Linked DNA regions of Homo sapiens: region 1 is linked to region 2. A link is a loop called in an ENCODE intact Hi-C map of the cell type or tissue named here. Cell type or tissue: tibial artery. All regions are shown on one strand.

What was found. Hi-C counts contacts between places; a loop is a spot of excess contacts. Peaks named below come from ENCODE experiments on the same cell type or tissue, not always from the same donor. Only the 100,000 strongest peaks of a DNase experiment are listed, where the experiment ranks them.
Region 1: it touches region 2 in a loop (16-fold over the local background); 2 of 110 quality-filtered maps call a loop at or near these places.

What each region holds. Positions count from the first base shown.
Region 1 is chr20:52,553,704-52,556,203 of GRCh38, reverse strand. The region is part of intron 7 of LOC105372666 (a long non-coding RNA gene); the gene reads right to left. Among named protein-coding and RNA genes, the nearest start is that of LINC01524, 66 kb to the left of the region's middle. In tibial artery, no CTCF peak of the experiment used is centred here; no DNase peak of the experiment used is centred here.
Region 2 is chr20:52,621,724-52,624,223 of GRCh38, reverse strand. It overlaps LINC01524 (long intergenic non-protein coding RNA 1524), which reads right to left. Exons shown (of 3, transcript NR_110038.1): 2 at 2,224-2,362. All of the region lies in intron 7 of LOC105372666 (a long non-coding RNA gene), which reads right to left. Among named protein-coding and RNA genes, the nearest start is that of LINC01524, 2.1 kb to the right of the region's middle. In tibial artery, no CTCF peak of the experiment used is centred here; no DNase peak of the experiment used is centred here.

The sequences.
Region 1 (2,500 bases), 68 kb after region 2:
GTCTCTTCAATAAGTGGTGCTGGGAAAACCAGAGATCCATGTGCAAAAGAATAAAACTAGACCCCCATCTCTCACTCTATACAAAAATGGACTCAAAATGGATCAACGTCCTAAATATAAAGTTCAAAACAATAAAACTACTGAAAGAAAACAACAGGGGAAACACTTCAAGACATTGGTCAGAAAAAATATTTTATGAATTAAGACCTCAAAAGCACAGAGAGCAAAAGCAAAAATAAACAAAAGGGATTATATCAAGCTAAAAAGCTTCCAAAAGAAGAGAAAACAACATAGTGAAAAAACAACTTCTAAAATAGGAGAAAATATTTGCAAACTTCTCATCTCACAGCGAATTAATGTCCAGAATTTACAAGGGATCCAAACATCTCAACAGCAAAAAAAAAAAACAAACAATCCAATTTAAAAATGAGCAAATGATCCGAACAGACATTTCTCAAAAGAAAATACACAGATGACCAACAAATGTATTTTAAAATGCTCAACATCATTAATTATCAGGGAAATGCAAACGAAAACCACAATGAGGTATTATCTCACCCCTGGTAGGATAGCTATTATCAAAAAGAGAAAAAAAATAACAAATACTGGCAAAGATTCAGAGTAAAAAAGAACTCCTATACACTGCTGGTGGGAATGTAAACTAGTACAGCCATTATGGAAAACAGTATGGAGCTTCCTCAAAAATCACAAATAGAACTACCATATGATTCCACTACTGGGAATCTATCCAAAGGAAAGAAAATCATTAAATCAAAGAGATAGCTGCACTCCAATGTTTATGGCAGCACTGCTCAAAATAGCCAAGATAGGGAATCAACCTGTGTCTAACAACAGATGAATGGATAAAGAAAATGTGGTATATATGCACAATGGAATACTATTCATTCATAAAAAAGAATGAAATCCTGTCATTTGCAGCAACATGGATAGAACTGGAGGACATTATGTTAAGTGAAATAAGCCAGAAACGGAAAGTTAAACACCACATGTTCTCATTCATGTATGGAAGCTAAAAAAGGAAATTGATCTCATAGAAGTAAAAAGTAGAACAGAAGATACAAGAGGCTGTGAAGGGTAGGGGGATGAGGGAATAGGGAGGGAATTGTTAAATGATACAAAAGTATAGCTAGATGGGAGGAATACATTCTAGTGTTCTATAGCACTACAGGATGACTATAGGTAACAATAATATATTATAGTTTCAAATAGCTGGAAGGAGGATATTGAACATCCCCAATGCAAAGAAGTGATAAATGTTTAAGATGATGGATATGCCAATTACCCAGATCTGATCACTATCCATTACACATAACGAAACATCACTATGTGCCCTATGAATATGTATAATCACTATGTGCCCTATGAATATGTATAATTATTCCTTGTCAATTAAAAAATAAAATTTTAAAAATCAAAAAGAACGTGAACATTTGAAGTAAAAAAAAAATCATGTTTCCCAGAATACTTAATGGCATAAAAAATAATTTAAGATATAATGTAGTGAGAAAAGCAGGATATGAAATTCCATAAAGAATATAATACCAAAATTGTAAATAATACTACAGTTTATGCACATATACACACACACACACACATATATATACTCAAATAGGCCAGGTGTGGTGGCTCACGCCTGTAATCCCAACACTTTGGGAGGCCAAGGTGGGTGGATCCCTTGAGGTCAGGAGTTCGAGACCAGCCTGGTCAACATAGTGAAACCCCATCTCTATTAAAAATACAAAATTAGCCAGGTGTGGTGGCACACACCTGTAATCCCAGCTACTCAGGAGGCTGAGGCAGGAGAATCACTTGAACTGGGGAGGTGGAGGTTGCAGTGAGCCGAGATTGTGCCATTGCACTCCAGCCTGGGCAAAAAGAGCGAAACTCTGTCTCAAAATATATATATATAATATATATAATAATATATTATTATATATAATATATATAATATATTATATAATATATTATATATATAATATATATAATAATATATATTGTATATATATAATATATTATATAATATATTATATATATAAAAATATATATATATAATTATATAATATATTATATATAATTATGTTATTATATTATATATATTATAATATATAACATAATTATATATATTATAATATATATTATATTTATAACATATATTATATATTATAATATATTATATTTATATATTATATATTATAATATATTATATTTATATATTATATAATTATGTTATATATTTTATTATATATATTATATATAAAAACTGTCTCAAAATATATAAATATGCATATATACATTGTGTGTGTGTACAAACATGTGTATGTGACTAAAAAATGCATCAAAAATAACAGTATTAATGGTTACTTCTGTGTAATGCAATAATATGTGATTTTTACTTTCCACCTTACACTTTTCTGTATTCGGCAAATAAATATGATTCACTCTTAAGATTAAAATTAGAAAAAACTATATACATAACTAT
Region 2 (2,500 bases):
CAATACTTCAGTGCAAGTATATAATTTATAAATAAGTAAACAAATATTGGGAACGCATGTTTAAAATATTTCAAACTGAAATGTAAGATTAAATTGCTAGCTTAGTAAATGAAGAAAATAAATCAAACCTCTCCCAGCATCCTGCACAACATTTCAGGAGGTTCTTGGACTTTTGTCATAGAGACCTGGCCTCACTTTAATGAATCCCATCTTGGGTATCCAGCAGGCAATGTGCACAGTGCTTGTGTGCCGTCTATGCTGCAGTTGACAGACCTCTCGGATTCATCCCTGTTCTGCTTCTCACTCCCTCTGCACATTTAGGCAAATTACTCTAACCTTCCCCTCCACCCTTTTTCTTGAGACAAGATGGAGTACAGTGGTGTGATCACAGCTCATTGCAGGCTCAACTTCCCAAGCTCCAGTGATTCTCCCACCTCAGCCTCACAAGTAGCTGAGACTACAGGTGTGCGCCATTGCACTCAGCTAATTTATTTTATCTTATTGTTGTTATTATTATTATTATTATTATTATTATTATTATTAGAGACAGGGGTCTCACTAGGTTTCCCAGGGTGGCCCCGAATTCCTGGGCTTAAGTGATCTTCCCACCTCAGCCCCCCAAAGTGCTGGGATTAGAGGTGTGAGCCACCACACCTATCCTCTAACTTTTTTCTGAGCCTCAGTTTCCTAATCTGTAAAAGCCGACTTATAAAACTAGATAGCTCGTAGGGTTATCGTGAATATCAAAGGAAAAACTTTCAGTAAAAAAACCTATTCAGCACTGTAAGTGCGTAGCAGACTCAGCACAGGTAGTCAACACTCAATAAACATCAGCTGCATCTTCATCCTCATTATTACGAGGGGCAACCTCCGAAAGAACACATGAAAGACAGGAAAGGCATGCACAATGGGGCCATAGAACAGATGTGATGGTCCTAAGGACTCGAATGGGGAAGATGCTAACTCTTATAAAGAGAAAAAAGAATAAAAATCATGAAACTACCACAGTACCAAGTGCAAAAAAATTCTGGGATAGCAGTGATTTGGAGAAATACATTGGTGAGAATATGAAGTTCTGTAAACTTTCTGGAAAGTAATCATCTGTGTTCATTTAAATAGAAGTATACATACCCTTTGACCCAGCAATCCTACCTTTGGAAATATATACAAAAGCAATAGTGTACAAGAATATGTTAAAAAAAAATGATGTGTGTATGTGTGTTTATGTATATAGGCATACATATATACATGCATATACATGCATGCATTTGTGTCTGGTTATAACACCATAGAAAAATGACTAGAAGGATATGCACTAAGCTGTTAAAATTAGTTACTTTAAGAAAGGTGAAGATGGAGAGGAATAGAGCAAAAAAAATTTCTTATGCACTAAATTGCTACCCTTGCTATAAATCACTGGTATTTATATATATTTTTTTTTAATAAAGAAACTAGAGAACTTGAACTTTCACTGTGTTATCTTAGATAAAGCCACAATAAATCACACCCTTCCTTCTCCTGAAGAGGAGTTTCTGGTCTTTAAAAGATGAAGTTCCAAATGGTGGATCCTCGTACCTTTGACCACTGGGGATGGATGGTGTAAGTGTGGGAGAAAAGGAGATGGGAGAGAGAGGAAAATCATTCAAAAAGTCAAAATCTTGGAATTTTGCATTTCACAGTCATGTAAAATAAACCAAACAGGCAAAAAGCAATGATGAGAACTTTTCTCACATAAAATATCTCCTATTATATTCCCCAAATTACAAACATATTTGAGATTTGCCAAGTACATATATTCTAGCACATAAAAAAAGAAAATACACCATTTAGATAGACTCAGGATATTTTTTAAGTACCTACCAACTGTCAGTCACCCTCCAGTTGCTTTCAAATATCAATTTCATCTCCAGAACATTCCAGTGGTTGAGTCAGCAAGCATTCCTAGTCATTGGCACTTTAGTTTGAAATACCATCATGAGCCACTCCAGTTTCTGAGGGAGATTGTTCTGGAGTACAGGGGAATTTATCCTAAAGGAAATGTTTTATTTGGGATTCTTTTGGCAGCAGATGTCAACATCTAATTTAATCTGATTTTAGCAAAAAAAGGGACTTTATTGTCTTACTTATCATGGAATTGTTTGCAATAAGCCTACCTCCCAGGACCAGATCCAGCCATTTCAAGATTTCATCAGAATTCTTTCTCTAATTTTCATCTCTGCTTACCTCAATGCTGGCTTTATTATCTGGGTGACTCTCCCTTCACAGTAACAGAGCATCCAACATGCATTCTATGCACTTTGTAGCCCTAGTGAGAAGATGTCTTCTTGTTCCCCATAAAGTCCATTGAAGTACATTGTCACATCTGGAACCAAGGAGGAAGAGTCAAATCTATTCAAACTCTTTGGACTGGGATGAGGGAGGCATGGTTCCTCAAAAGGAAATTCGAGATGTTACTATCAGAAGGTCTGGACTTGGGGTAAGCAAAGAAACATATGTCTGT